2 separate regions of the Homo sapiens genome follow, and region 1 is linked to region 2. A link is a loop called in an ENCODE intact Hi-C map of the cell type or tissue named here. Cell type or tissue: K562. All regions are shown on one strand. Each heading gives the region's core, and the rest is flanking DNA. Links, peaks and the distances in the headings are about the cores only. Region 1 overlaps LRBA (LPS responsive beige-like anchor protein). Region 2 overlaps LRBA (LPS responsive beige-like anchor protein).

Evidence for each region. A loop is a pair of places that touch in the nucleus more often than their neighbours do. Peaks named below come from ENCODE experiments on the same cell type or tissue, not always from the same donor. Only the 100,000 strongest peaks of a DNase experiment are listed, where the experiment ranks them.
Region 1: a loop joins it to region 2, with 2.3 times the contacts of the local background. A loop is called at or near these places in 7 of 110 quality-filtered maps.

What each region holds. Positions count from the first base shown.
Region 1 is chr4:150,314,636-150,322,981 of GRCh38, forward strand. It overlaps LRBA (LPS responsive beige-like anchor protein), which reads right to left. Exons shown (of 57, transcript NM_001364905.1): 50 at 6,556-6,733; 51 at 926-988. Among named protein-coding and RNA genes, the nearest start is that of DCLK2, 240 kb to the left of the region's middle. In K562, for the core only: no CTCF peak of the experiment used is centred there; DNase peaks (open chromatin) are centred at 4,546 and 6,666.
Region 2 is chr4:150,570,046-150,578,391 of GRCh38, forward strand. The region is part of intron 40 of LRBA (LPS responsive beige-like anchor protein); the gene reads right to left. Among named protein-coding and RNA genes, the nearest start is that of LRBA-AS1, 4.9 kb to the right of the region's middle. In K562, for the core only: no CTCF peak of the experiment used is centred there; DNase peaks (open chromatin) are centred at 996, 2,886 and 3,196.

The DNA.
Region 1 (8,346 bases), core at 282-8,281, 260 kb before region 2:
ACAAGCCAAATATCTATGCCGATAGCATTACACCACAGGTAGGCAAGTAAGTTTTTATTCTAAAAGTTATTAAATAACATCTTCAAAATCGAGGCTTAACATTCTTAGTGATGCCACATTTGAAATCCCCACACGTAAGGATGAAAAATGCTAAACTAGAGATTTCGACTAATCTACTCAAAAAGCCTAACAGCAATTAAATATTCTAAGTCATCTGCTGCAGATGCTCATTTCATCCCAATGGCTCTTTCTGGTCGCCTCCCTATTTTTTTCTCCCCTGAACAAATTTAACCTCCAATGGCAATTTATTGGGCTGTAGGACCCTAGGAAAATGAATACAAATATCTTAACACTACCATTGGCTGGGCAATATATTTCAACTTTGAAACTGCTCTGCAATTGCACATTAATCCCCTCAGACTGAACAGAAGGTCTAGGAAGAAAGGATTGATCTCCTTTAATGATGAAACCCTGGCACTACAGTTTTATTTTTCATAACGCAGTGCTGCTAAGAACCCCACTGTTATTATGAAAATTTTCCTAGCAAAGGAGCTCCATCACATTACCGGTGCACCAATTCATCATAACGTGCCTTGCTCCTGCTCATCAACAAGTCTGAGTGATGAAAAGATCCAATATTATCCTGACAGTACTTCATGCGCATTCTCAATCACACATTATTACAGCATCCATATTAATTTTCAGTGACACGCGTCCTAGGCCTGTTCAAATTAGGCAAACCAACGAGGGGGAGTTGATGAAATACCAGCATAGCCACAGCTCATTGCATTCCAATTTGCATGCAAATGGTTTATCAGGAAAATTCCATTCCCAGCAACCAGCAAGTGAAAAACAACTGTAATCTACACTTCAGGGCCACCATACAGAGCTTAATGAATCGCAAAGAGAGAAGGAAGTGACAGACCTATGAGAGGATCGATTTCCACTGGCAGCTGGTATGGCTGGTCTTGTACAGCACCTTGATGAGCTGGAATTCACAAAAGATAAAGAAAAAAGGCATTATTTTTTATATACTAAACTACATAAAAATGCATAAGTCAAACCTTATGTAGAATTGTTTCCAATCTCTAAATCTTTCATGCAGTTTTGTGAAATTTAAAGAACAAAAATCCAGGTGCTTTTATGGCTAGCTTATTAAACATTTATTTTAGATTAGTGCCGCTCTGAACTGTGCCATCAGCAGTGGCTCCAGTCCTAGGCCATAAGCTATAGCAGATGCTTGACTGGCAACCTCTGATGCTGCAACAAAACAAAATTAAGTGGTAAAGCGCACTGAAAACAAAATGTGACAACCATCTGCTGACTGTAGCAAATACTATTTTTTTGTTACTTCTTAAAAAGGCAGTTTTGAATGCTACAGCACAAAGGATCTACAAAAATGTCAACTTATGATGGAGAAAGGGAAAGCTCTAAGTCAGGGAACATTTAGTGTTTCATCCATCACTTAAAATCAATCAATTGAAAGTTTGAATAAAAATAAAGAAAGCTATCCGCAGATAAATGTTTTAGTTAAATGCATTTGGCTGAAATATTTTCTTAAAGATTGGATTGAGGGTTTAAAAAGAAGTTTTATTAATATTTAATATTTCCATGGTTTCAATTTAAAAATACTCTGAGAAGGAGATGAATAACAAAAATCAATCTATCCTAAGAATACTTTGTTCAATTCTCAAAATGGTTTTAAAGATTCAGGCATACTTATTTTATAATTGAAGAGAGGTTTTGCAGGCTGTTTCCCTCTGAAAGGGAGAAGGACTTTCGGTAGAGAGGAAGTATATCAGGAATCAGGAACTACCTGATGCAACCTTGTGCAAATCATAAACCCTAAAACAGGGTTCAGAATAGATTATCTTTTCAGCTTCATAGTTCTGACAGTTAAATTCTGGGCCCTTTTCCAAACTATTTTCCCCAAACGACTCAGCCATTCACCCTGCTCAGTATCTACTTTTTATAGACTCACAAGCATTCACATTATTGCTTGGTTGGTATTAGAGCTCTGCTTAATGCCATTGATACCGGTGGGCTAGGGGAGGTCCCCAAACACCAGTGGGACCTCAACCCTGGCTCTTGACACTGTGGTGAGAAGAAACTCAAGGACAAGTCAGAAAATAGTGAAAGTATGGAGATTTATTGCAAAGCAAAAAGTACACACTCAAAAGGGGAGTGTGGGTGTACTCAAGAGAGAGTCGTGGACAAGGGGCGTTGGGGTTCCTATCTTTATGGGTTTCTGTTAACCAAGGGGTGGAATGTTCATGAAGATTCCTGGAAAAAGGTGGCAATTTCTCAGAACTGTGGTGCCATCCATTTTTACACCAAATATGAGTGCTCCTGGAACGGTCATGGCCCTGGTGGGTGTGTGATTTGTATGTTAATGAGCATATAATGAGGTCCTATGTGAAACCTAGATCAAACTCAGCACCATGTTGGGTCCAGACAGTCTCAGCCAGCTTGGCCTGCACCCTGGTTTTTTCAGGGTCTTATCAGATCTTAGCTTCTGCAGCTATTTCAACAGTTTCCTTTTGATAGTCAAGAAACTGCTGCCTGGAATTTTCTATTCTCCTGTGATTACCATATATTATTCCTGTCTTACCATAAGATTTTAGGAAATCTATCTGTCTTTGAGGGGCTGAAAATAAATATGGGGTACATTTCAATAAGTTCATTAGATTATTTTATACTTACTCTGTCATAGTTTCTCCAGTTAGTAAATACCAACTTTTTAAAGATGTTTGGAAGGTCATTAATACTGATAAAACACCTAAGTACAGTATTGGCACTAGAAATTACAGTATGTATAAGAAACTAAAGTAGCTGAAGAAAAGAAACCACAACGGCTCTTTTAAAAAAAACCCAAAAGGTATTTGTCTTTGCTGATTACTGTCTCTGCTGGCAAAGAAATCACAGGATACTCACAAGGGAGGACCAGGAAAAATGCACTACAGCCTCTGGTCTACCCAATAGTGCCACTTACTTCCAGCAATACCAGTGTCAATCAACATTAATACCTTTAGAATTTCCCTCTACTTCTCTGATAATCTGAGATCTTAGAAACATTTAAACCAAACTGTCAGTGAAATGGGTTTAAGGAGGTTTGCTGATGCTTCAAATCCTACTTCTGCCACTGACTGGCTGTATGAACTTGGTCAAGTTATGTAATCTCTATGTTTCAATTTCCTGATCTATAAAATAGGTTAGATTGAACCATATGAAATTGCCAATAACTGACTGTTTTGACCTATAAAAAAACGCGATTTCATATGGTTTCAACCTAAGTACAGAACCTACATCCTCAGGTTGTTAAGAAGATTGAGTTAATACACATAAAATGATTAAAACACTACTTGAAGAGGCATGAAAGTTTATCTACTCCAGCCATGTTTTGCCAGTGAGGACACTGAGCCCAGGGAGCTCGCCTTATTCTGCATCAAATATGCCCAGTCAGTGGCAGAGTTTGAGCCCAGGTTTTCTCACTCGGATTTTATGACCACCTCTCCCCTCTTTCATTAGAGCAGGAAAGTTGGGACCTGGATTCAGCACTGTTCTTTTTGGCCACCAGTTAGAATTTTTTTTAAGAAGAAGGAAAATCTTAGAAACTAGAAAAATGCTCTATAAACATTTGCTGGTGTTATTCTAATTTTTGGAGGTTTTCAAGATCCTTTGAATGAGAAGGGAGGTTAAAGATTATTTATTTTCTAAATCAGACACTACTCAAAGAACTGAGGGGAACCAGCTGTCTAATGAATGAGCTATGGAAATCATAGATCCTCAGAAAAGAAACAGAACCTAAAATTAAAAAAATAAATATTGTAATATGGATTTGATATTTACCAAAGAAAAACTGTCAGGGATTTTTGATGTTTGTTTTAAATCAAGGCATAGTGACAGGTAAAGGTAGCAAGAGATAGAATGAAAGGTTAGATTTATGTAAACATACCTAAAATGAAGCATAGACTTAATATAATAAACGCTTAATATTCTTAGTTGCAGGTGCAGCTCAAATTGGAGATCACATTCTAGAAAGATAACTGCCTGTGGTGTATTCCCATATGTTATCGCTTTTTGTATTTTTCTGGTGAAAAGTTGCTGTGTCATACTGTAAAGGCAGTATGTATGGAAAGGGTGAAGACAAACATCTCTAATGACATGGTTATAGACACAATGAAAGCTCACTGAACAGAAATATAGGCAAGATTCTGCAGAACCTTGCAGTTCCCCTAGCTATCTTACAGAAAGGTGAGCCAGGACTGGGAACAGTTGGATGCATCCTAAGTGGTACTCCAGCAGTGAGACTCTACCCCTAAATCACTTTACATATTTATTTATAGAAAAATTGGAAGTGGAGAAGATAATACCTGACCACTAGGTATTAAGGGAAGCAAGCTTTGTAGTGAGGGACACCAGCTTGCTGGAAAGGTGAAAGCCAGAAGCTTAGTCATCAACGCGTAGGGTCTTAAATGCTTAGGGTTATCAGTGCTAAAACTTGAAATCAGCTGGAGACCGAGGAGCCCTGTGGTTGAGCCAGCTCAGTTCCCGTTGAGCCAGCTCTTCCTAGGCTAAAGTAAAGATGGGGGCAGAGTACAGTCAGGGCTTTCCAGCAGTTGCAAGGTTTGCCCCTCCTCACATCTGATGTCACTCTGTTTAAACTGAAGAAGCTCTCAGGGCTGCCACAAACAGCCACCCAGGATAAGCATCATCATTGGTGGTCCTGAAGTCACACATGCTGGTGCAAAGCTCTAAGGGTAACCGCACATAGAGTAGGTAAATCCTCTAGTGTATTTGATAGAACATATCACCAGCATGTTTTTCTTCTAAAAAGTGTTTAGAGAAACAAAAAAATCACGTTTCTTAAATAAATTGTAATATTTAGTCCCAAAATATAAGTATGTTATTTTCATAAATATTTACTTCTGTAAGAGAAGTTTACTTAAAGAAAAAAGAATAAAAGGACATAATAATAGAGATATTAAATATCTGCCTCCATTTTTACTGTCTCTACCTTTTCTGAAATCTATTTTGTAGTCAAATATTGGCATTTATTTGCATCGTTTCATTTCCAATATACCCAGGAAAATGGCTATATTTAATCAATTCTAATACCAACTACAGATTCTTTGTGGTAGGTATACCTTATTGAGCTTAGTCAATGTACCAAGTTTTTGTTTGAATGTCAATTCTGTTCCCTTGTGAAAGCTGTTGCATTTAATTTGGCATGAGGTCCTTGTTCAAGAACTTGTATTTTTGCAACCATTTCAGGTATTCTAACGAGCAGTGCTTTATGCACACTTCAGAGATTTAATGACAATTTCATGAACTATTAAAATGTATCTTTTAAATTTGCCTACCTAAAACAACGGCTTGGGAAAAAAGTCTATAATCTCCAGAAGTTTAAAAGATTTTCCTTCTTCTTAAAAAAAATTCTAACTGGCCAAAGAGAACAGTGCTAAATCCAGGTCCCAACTTTCCTGCTCTAATGAGAGAGAATACATTACAGAGGGGTGGTCATAAAATCTGAGTGAGAAAACCTGGGCTCAAACTCCGCCACTGACTGGGCATATTTGATGCAGAATAAGGCGAGCTCCCTGGGCTCAGTGTCCTCACTGGCAAAACATGGCTGGAGTAGATAAACTTTCAATGCCTCTTTAAATCTGCACTGTTTATGATTCTAATGGTTATTTCAGTTGAGCATGACTGTGTTGAGCATTTAATGGAAGAACAGAAGGTACTTACAGATATTCAATATTTTGGCTATGTAATTTAAGTGTTCTTTTTTTTTTCTATTATCCTCAACAAATACTACCAATACTACCATGCCAAGCACAAAAAGGTACAGTTTCTGGCACATAATAGACAATCAGAATTGTTTACTGTGGCTGGACATAGTGGCTCATGCCTGTAATCCCAACACTTTAAGAGGCTGAGGCAGGAGGACTGCTTGAGGCCAGGAGTTCAAGACCAGCCTGGGCAACATAGCGAGCCCATCTCTACGAAAAGTTAAAAAAAATTAGCCAGGCATGGTGCTGCGTGCCTGTAGTCCTAGCTAATCAGGAGGCTGAGGCAGGAGGATTGCTTGTGCCCAGGAGTTCAAGGCTACAGCGAGCTATGATCACACCACTGCACTCCAGCCTGAGTGACAGAGCAAGGCCTTGTCTCTAAAAACAAACAAAAATTTGTAAAAACCCAAGTGTTTATTAAGTAAAATGAAAGTAAAAAAGAGAAACATTTGATAAATAAATAAATATATACTGTTTATGGACATAATATAGAATATCATTATATTAAAATACTATATTAGAAACAATATTTATCTCCAAGAATAAAGATAAACCACCAGAAGCTAAAAAGTAGTTTATGTTTTTAACATTTGTACTATATGCCTCACGTGGGCCTTTTTTAAGCCTTTCAAACTATTAAACAATTTGATTCAGACTAATGCTTGAAAATTAAAAGCTTAAATGTTGAGATATGCTATATTTAAGTGGGTATTACACAGTGTTCAGCAGTTACCATGCCTTATAATGGTATTTCTTTACTTACCAGGAAGGTTGTGCCATTTGTTCACCGCAAATAACCTGTTAGCAGTGACTGTGATCACAGCGGGAGTTGCCAAACCAGGCTGGGTGTTGGCTGCCACGTGAGTAACAGGGGAGTTGGAGGGAAACTTGAGGACCATGATAACATCCTGCTGGGCTTTGTCTGTGAACATCAATGGACTCTGCAGGAGGAGATACTGTTGAGTGGGCATGACAAGACCCAAATAGACAAGAAGGAAAAGATGAAGAAAGACAAGAAAGAGAGGGGGTGCAGGAAAAGAAGAGGAAGACCATATTAACATGAGTTGTAAGTGGAAGCACAGTGAGCAGAAAGGCTTGTAGAAACAGCAGTCATGATCTGTTATTCATGTATGTCGTTAGTTGGAATTTTGGGGGACTGAAGTAGAATACATTAACAGAAACACTTTAAAATTTATAAATTTTATGAGCTCCCTTTCCCTCCCCACTGCCACGAAAAACTAAAAGAATGATTTGATTTAGATTCTACACAGGCAAAGTGCTGGGGATTGCATTAAACCATTCTGGTTGCTATCGTGTCACATAATGATCTTTTAGCACTAAAAAAACAGTAAGAATGGACAACAGGCATAAAAGCAAGACAAGGTAATTTCCAAAGATCATCAAAAGTTGTGTTGAGTTAGCAGGAAGATTTTGACAACTACAAAGAGGTAATGAAAACAAATACATTTATAAACAATAGTTAGACTGCATGCATATATTATTACAGTAGAGAAATAACTTATGAACGTAATATACAAACTTAATTATAAAGGTGTTTGAAAGCAATGCATAAATGTACTTGTAAAAACAATATATTTATATAGTGTACCAAATCATAAACACTGCCTATTGTAATGCAAATGCTACTGCTTTCTGCTGTAGCTAGGAATAAAGAGAAATACCTAGGTGTTCCTCTTCCCTGTTGGTTAAAAAACAAACAAAACTAGAGCTCAAGACTTTTTTGATTTCTCCTTCAAAAAACAGAGTAATTGAAAATGTTAAATGAAACACTGTCTGTTCTAATAACCAGCAACCAAATAAATCTTGAAGACTACTAAGGATTTGGAACATTCTTACAACCCATATGTCATAATCCAAGACATATATAACACTGCTCTGATTTATTGGCTTTATTTATACTTTGTGGTGGTGTGCTATCATACAGTAATTGCACTGTACATTTTCAGCAATTCTCTCCTACCATGTCTGTTTTCTAATAGCTGATTAGTATCATTCAGAATTGAAACACTTTGATGAAATGCTTCTGGCTGCTTTCCTTCTGCCATATTTCAAAACACCAGGTAATATGTAAATGTGGAGGCACATATATTTAACACATATTTATTCAGAACTGGTAATAAAAAATTAAATACATTTGCATTTTTATTATCAGTCCTTTTAAAAAAGTTATTAAGAGTACTTAGAAAAACATATTGCACTAAGAATTCCTATTTGCACTCTTTGCATAAAGGTGTAAATAAAGGCAACTAATAAGCTACCCGGACACCCTTCTGAGCAAGTGGCTAAAAGCCAATCAATATTATGAGTTAATCCTCCCTGGATGCTCATTCAATTAAAGGTGTCAGTAATGCCTCATCTGATGTGGCCTCAATTAAGTCCAACTATCTGATGGTGTGAAAACACAGGGGGATACAGCAACAGCAGCAAAACCAGACAAATAGGCAGCCTTCGTGTGCCTGCTAATTACTACACCTGGTGTATATTATGGTTCATGCACTTAACGCAGCACGAGGTGGCTTTAATTTCTGCTATA
Region 2 (8,346 bases), core at 51-8,050:
AATTTCCCATGAAGCCTGAAGACAAAGTAATGTAAAAGATGGTTCAAGAAGGTTAAAGAACAGATGGATAATAGATTTCACTGAACACTAAAGCATAATACACTTACTTCAGAAAAGAAAATGTTGCCAAAACTTAGTTCAAATATAAAATACTGAATGAAATTGATGTGTCGGGAATTTTTTTTTCCTTCCAAGTTCTTTTGGAGAACAATAGGGGGCTAAAAGGCCTGTCTCACTATTTTTGCATCTCACTATTTTCGTGTGTAAAGTGTCCCCACTGTAGGCTGCATGAACAATCATAATCGACAGTTACATGCAGGCACTGAGGCTGCAAAAATCCCAGAGTAATTAGTGTTGTCTGAATGCAATGACATCTGTGTTCTCATGGTTCTCGAGACATGTCAGGCCAATAAGATGTATATGAAAAAATATGACAAGCATTGCAAATGCCCTTCTGAAAGGTCTTACACTTTAGGGGAAAGCTGAAGAAATAACACATGTCATCTTCTCTTTGTAAGCAATATATTTAAGATTACAAGATCTAGAAAGATCTTTTGAGTCATTCATTCTCTTTTTGTAACTATAAAGCATTTGTTCAGAATACATCACTAGGGTATGAAAAAAATCTGTTGTAAGTTGGCTTCTTTTTAAAACTTTCTCAGCACATGTGATTCTGTGCAGTGCAATGTAGGTGCCCATTCCTGTAAGTGACAAAACAGAGAGCATATCTTATTAACATTCCTTGGTTTCGTTACCTTTTAATTAAAAAATATTACCTCTTAGTACTGAACATAAAATAGTTCAAAATTTGTGGTTAAATGCCTTAGAATTATGTTTGTATTTTTCTAATAATACAGAGTGTCAAATTGACTGTATTAAAAAGTCTTTGTTTTAAGACAACTAATGCTTTTGCTTACTGATGCCTATTACTGAGGCCTCTCCCTCTATATGCTGTAGCAGTATGTTTGAGCATGCACTTGCTCCAAGAAAGACATTAGTCATCATTAACAGAAGCACTGACACCAAATCTAAGTGCCTCTCCACAATGACCAAGTGGCAATCATCTTTCTCTTACACTGTCACTGCTGATTAGGATTTTCTTTCATGAAAATTTAATTTGTACCCCTTTCTGCAGCTTCTTTTTTTTTTCATTCCTGAAAAAGCAACGTGTTCAGGAGAGATTACAGATAAAGCAAAGAAGCTCTACCTATAATATAGCTAATGATATAGAGATTGCAAGATTCTCAGGTAAATCTTTTCTCTAATCCAACAGAAAAACACAGATTAAATCAATGATTAATAAACAGAAGAAAAACAATGATTTTAAAAGGAATATTGCTTTATTGCTTTAAGAATCCATAAGCCTCAAAAGGTAACTAATTCAAGGAATCCAAATAAAACTTCCCTAAATATTAACATAATCCCAAGCTTCTTTAAAACTAAGATAACACTTTGATAGTTGCCATCTTTCACTAGGTTTCAAATTTGTATTCTCCATTTTGTAAACAAAAAGACAGGGGCATTCACACAGAAATATCACTATAAACTGAAGAAAATACTTAAGCATTCATACCTTTAGTATGCATTAACCTACTGGTTAGTTGTTTTTTTTTTTTTTTTTTTTTTTTTGAGAAATTTTCAGTTGCACTGGACAAATGAAAGTGATTCATTTGGCCAAGCAGGGTACTCTACAGCTAGATGATACTACAGACAAACTCTGGTTCTGTACAATATCACAATGTTAAACAAGATATCATAGCAATAAGTTATTTAAGGAAGTTTTTAAAAACATTTACTTTTCTGTTTTATTTCAATCTGTTTAAAGTTTTTTTTTTTAATGTAAGCATGTGATAGTTTGCAAGGGTCCTGGTACGACCCAAACTCCCACTTCTAGTTATAAATATTATCATCTCTTCGTATTACTTAGGTATTATAACAAAATAGAGATTGGTTTAAATTTAAATTATCTTGAAATTATTTTATATCCCTTTTAGAACATATGTACTTTTAGTCAAAACATGTAACACTTTTGTGTTTACATGAGCATAAATTGTATCTTTTTAAAATGTAAATAACCACATGAAATGCTCTGAAAGCAAAAATCAACATTATTTCTTTGTAAATCAGAAGCAAGTACAATTCATCAAACTTTAGTCATTAAACGATCCTTCTACTCCTATTTTATTCTGAAAAATAATACAGAAAGTCAAACAGCAACTGCTTAGTGCCATTTACAAATGGTTTGTTTTTTCTTTTTTTCTATTTAAAATTGGTCTGCAATTAGAACATGTAAGAGGAGATTAGGAATTAAAATGGATTCTGAGAGGCAATTTCTAACTACTGAACTTTTATAACAGGAGTATCTTTGATTAAATAAGGAGCTAGTCTAAACTAAAAGCAAAACTGTACCATAATAACCCAACTTAATTATCTTTGCAGAATACATTTATAAATGATTGGCTCATTTCTACCTTTACTTGACTAAGTAAATATGCCTCTTAAATTCTCAAACATTGAAAATTCTGATTCTCACAGTTGCACAGACTTATCTAAATCAAAACTTCAAAAAGTTACAATATAATTACTGACTCCATTGCTAGATCCAGTACAAGTTCAAGTAAGGAAGTTTAGCTCTGTAACTTCCACTCCTCAACCTAAACCTCCAAGTCACTTGTCAGTTAAAGGTTGGGCGATTTATTGACCGCCTCTGGATGCATACTGTCAGTGCTGAAGGAAATATGAGGGAGGGTTGTTGCTACTGTTCTGGAGCTCATTGATAATGACATACCTGCCTCTGTCACCCATTACCCATACTACAAACTACTTAGACCTAACTGAAAAATCAATAGCCTACTTGCACTGGTTCCTGTGGCTGCCTCCTTTGATTGTCAGCTCCTGTCTAGGGTCAGCACTTACATGAAAGGGGCTGTGACTGCCTGATGCTTTCAGGACAACCTAACGATATGAAACTAGCCAACAGAACAGTAAATTCTGCCTCCCTGCCCTCCTCATCAATTAGGCTTTGACTAGGCTTGCCTGTAGAAACCTGACCTTTTAAGTTTAGGTGAATATGGACTAGCTGAACACACCATTGCCCTCAGCACTGAGCCAGGAAATCTACTGACAGGTTAAACAAAACAGAAGGTTGTAACTGTCATAATTTGCATTGCACTTTCACGCCAACAAGGGTGTTATCAGTAGGGGCAAGCCCTGGAACACACAACTCCAGCACCCTTAAGCCACGCTACTCATAAATTTTCAAGTGAAGTGAGATAAAACATAAATTCACAAATAGCAATGCATTTCTCATCTCTCAGTCTTTTAGGTTTGCACTTTGCAAACCCACAGAGTGCCCATCAACAACTCCTTTTGGTCACCTGGCACTCCCATTGCACTAATTAGGGACTTTCAATGACCATAACACAGAAGTAAAAATAACAATGCCCATTTAAGACCTATTTTAGAGAGACTATATAATATAGCAGATAGACTGACTGGTATATATGTCAAAATGAGAACAATTAGATCTCAATATGCTATCTTTTCTTGCCTCAATTCACTCTCTCCAAAAGTATCCACAAGCTTAGACAAACAATAAGTTATCACGTAAGTGAAAGGAGGTGTTGAAATTATTTCCTACCAAGCTACTCTGATATAGCATCTTTTACAGTTTGAGGGAAAACTAAGAACATCTGTAAAATAAAAGATGTTAACACTTTTATGCTTGTCAGATCTTCTGATGAAAACAAGTGAAAAGCATGAGAAAGCAGTATAAAACTTTCCTTTGTTTAGTGACTCATGTTTTGAAAACCACTTCCCTGCTTAGATCTATCTTTTAACACAGTAGGAACTTGGTAATATCATAGTTGCTTAGCACAATGTCATTTCTCTAAGGAGAAGACCAATAATTTATTTTTTTAAGTTAATTGTGAATGGGAACTTACTTTGGCTTCAAGAACTAATATTTACACAATACCCAATGTTCATTAAAATGTCCAAAACATTGACAGTCCATTAAATATTTAAGGGAAAAAAACATATTGTTTATATAAACATATATTATTTTTCTATATACAGGAACACATACTGCATTTTGTTTTATAATTTTATGATTCAACCCCTATCAAGCAATAATTAGTATACTCAGGATTTTTCCCAAGTTGCTACTTCATTGTCCCTCACAGTTGTCTCCAAACTATATTTTGTAAATTTTTTCCATAAATCTAAAATATCTATAAGCTTATTCTTGTCTGAGTTTAAAAACTTTCATATACCTACGTTAGAGCAGCACTGAAAGCCTAAACATCTGCAGAAAGATTTCTGATAGAAATAAACAAAGATGTCAACAAATTTAGTCATGTAATGGTGGAAAATTTTAGACTTTTTTAACTAGAAGAGATAGAAAAGATTACCTAGTCCAACCCACTCATTTAGCAATTGAGAAAATAATGGATAAAGATAGTGACTTGATCAAAGTCACCCAGGTAACCAAGCCAGGACAAAAATTTGGGACTTTTTGTTTCCTAGATTGATGCTTTGCTGATACGTTCACACTGTCTCCTTTTATCTATCCAGGTATTCTGGATAGCAACCACCTTACATTTAAAATACATATCTATAGATTTGTATCATTCATTTTTAATTTATAAAGTTTATAGAAAGCTTTGATTAGCAGAAAAGATTAGATTATTCGTAGAGCATTTAACCAAAAAGTTACCCAACAAATATTAGAAATAGAAGGCCCAATTAAGTATGGTTGGAATCCTTTACTGACCAAATATGATGATTAACTAAGCATCTGGTCATCTTTCTGCTCCTTTGTGTGTACATAGCTGATAGCAAAGTGAAAGGGTATGGATAGTGTCTGATCCCAGCAAGCAAATCATTTGAAAACAGTCATAGCTACAGGTCAAAGATTTTCTACTCAGTCTAGATGGATCTAAACGTACTAACCTCGATTTTAAACCTAATTACCTATATACCAAATCAGTCAGAAAATAAGAGAATGACTCTTTATGATCCAAAGATAATAAGGGAAGATAGGAAGGAAAAATTCAGGAAAGAGACTGGCAGAACCTTGATATCCATAGGCCAAGACAGCTGTTTTATATCCTAGCTTTATATCAGATGGTTAAAGGAAAAGTTTCCATTCCTTAGATCATTAAATATTATTTCATTTATATTACACAGATGTCTTCCATACATAGATTACAACCAATGAAGCATTTTGTTGTTGTTGTTTAACCACTACAAGCAATCAGAGAAACCTCTCTGCACATCACTTTTACTCTAATTCATAACATTTAAAGGATGAGGCAGGCTAGATTTTTAACATTTCCATTAAAAATAACACAAAGTCCATTAAGTATTTCTTGTAATCTTAGCAGATGATCAATGCCAAATTACTACTATTCATAATAATATAGAGTGCTACAGAACCAATACATTTTTAAATAAAATGTTTAAAATGGCTAGTGCTCCTAAAGTATAACAAAAACCTACCCATACGATATGCTTAACTAATAATTTTAAACATAGACCCACAAAATGTCTCATATGACCTGAAAGAAATAGCACATAATGCCAAATATTATATTTTGAACCAAGTACAGCTCAACACTAGCATAATCTACGTCTCTAATTTCACTCATCTGTTTTGTTAATGTCTGGCACTGATCACAAGAGAAAGTAGAAAGGGAGTGGGGATGGATTTAATATCCTAAGAAACATATTCTACACAATTTTTGTTTCACACACATTGTTTTGGCTCACAATGTGAGTCAATAATATTATCTTCATAAACAAAAGATATCACACCTTGAAACCATAAGGTCAGCTTTCAATTTTCTTTAACACTTAAATTCATTATTATCTGATCCTGGTTTTTCTGTCTACCTTCTGGAAGTGATGTTAAAGGCCAGCAAAATTTGGTTCTCCAGGTAGAAAAGTCACAAAGAATAATCCACAAATTATACAATCATTTCTTAAAGTTAACAGTTGGCTCTACCAAATATACCCTTTCATGTGAAGATAATAGTGACTTATGAAAGTCAAAGTTATTTGGCAGGTAAAATTTAATATTTATCTAATAGTACATTAATAAGTTCAAACTGGTTTTTAAAAAAAAAAAAAGGAGGAGGGGAGAGGAAAAGAAGGAAGGAACAAGGAAGAATAGGAAAAGAAAATTTTTAAAAATTTTGCTTCAACTTTTCAGAACTGCTTAACTATGTATGTAAATAAAAGAATGTAGTGTTACAACTCAAAAATGTATACATTTAAAATGAGAAAAAGATACACGATTTCTTGGTAAGGTCAAAAGACATATGCCAATATAAGTGTGAATATAGCAAGTTCAAAGAAACTTTCTAAAAAATACTTGCTGAATTAACTTGGATGTTAACATTGCACATTCTAGCGCAATAATATAATGGCATTTACTTCTTAGTCAGGCTAAAAGCTGCTTACTTTAATTTTCCTGAGCACAAGTCCCTTACTCTATCATTGTATATTTTTGGTGACATCAAATTATGTATAGTTTAATAAAGTACTCATTTATGCAGTTGCTATTCAACTTGGGGGAAAACCCTGATATACAGCATACTCTCAATTTTCTCATTCCACTATATAATACAAGAATTATATTTGTAAAGTCTAATAGGTAACAAACATCTCTAATCATATATATTATCTAAGGCAATCCAAACAAATTTAAAAGGCCCACAAACAATACTCATCAAAAGTACATAAAAGCATTTTATTTTTCAGTACAGTTTGATAGGCTTACTGTACAAAATTAAAGCTACTGCTTTTACCTGACATAAAATTATCTGAAGTTCAACCTGTTCAAATGAGAACAATACCCTTGGGTTACTAATCAAAGAGAGTAAAAAAAAATTTTTTTTATTAAGGCTATTTTGTGAGGGGGGAAGAATAACTTGTTTCAACAGCATGCTTGACCATATAAAATTATTAACAGGCACTATGGTGAACTGTTCAAGGCAAACATTCAATTACTGGTTATTTTAGATTGATTCCAGAATAATAATTACAAGTAGCTTAGAAACAATCTCCTTAACACTTTGGAATTTTAGAAAATTAAATCCTTTGACAGAGAATAAAAGAGAATGTAGTTTTACTGTGACTTATAATGTGGACAGTATAATCTTGATGACTGTCATTAACACATCTTACATATATTTAAATATAATTACTTCAATAAAATTTCATCAACTAGAATACACTAACAAATCATATCTGGGTTATTTACTTTTCTTTCTGTTTTTAGTGAAATAATTTTTAAATTCAGAGAACTTAATAGTGTTTTATTTCCTCATTTACAATTTGACCAAAAATAAAAATCAATGTTCATTTTTTTAAAAAAAAAAAGCATTTTCATAAGTATGTAGAATGATTAAGTATATAAGAACTAAAAATGTAGCACCCACATAGATGTTTCAAAGTTAGAATTTAGAGGATAAGACTATATACCAGTAAACACGTGGTCCTTTGTTTTCCAAAAAGTATAAATCCTCCAGAAATGCTTTCTTTTCTTAAGTCAATAATCTGATTATTTTTTGAAAGCTTCTAAAATATTTCCTGGAAAATAAGATCATGTATTCTAAAATTTGTTTACTCTTTAGTAAAGATTATTGAGATACAATATATTATTTTTACAGATAATAAAATAATAGATACCTTTTAAGTCTCGTTAACATGATAAAGTAACAAATGCACTGACGTTAACTCAGTAAATACATTTTTAAGTAAAGATCAGCAAAAAATAAAACAGTTTAAGAATTTTGTATTCTCTGGAAACATAAACAGGATTATAACTGTCAGATTACAGAAGCACTGACTTCAGCCATTAGTTTGGTTTGGCTCCTGAGAAACACAACATGAACTACTGCATCATTTCTTTTCAAATCCATACATTCCCTGCAGCCGTTCAAGCTTCATCAGCAGTGCAGGAATGTATAAAAATGACAGGCAAAGGGCATTAGGTTTTTTTACTTCCATACTGTTTTCCTATAAATGGAAGACAGGATTCTTTCTCAAAGCACTTAAGCTCAAGCTCAGTCAATGCTGAAGGAAAAATACAACTGAATTCTCTATGCAAGAAAGTATCACAATTGGATTATTTACTACTTTTCAAGGACATGTTGATAAATCTAATACTGTATTATTATCTTAGAATAAAACATTGTAAGGTTAGCATTCTAGCTTAATTACCCATTATTCTTCAATTAGAAATATTTTCACTTTTTAAAGTACTCTGTCAACTCATCACCTTATTTTAACACCAAGTATTCAGTTTTGCTTCTAATTTTAATTATAAAAATTTCCTTA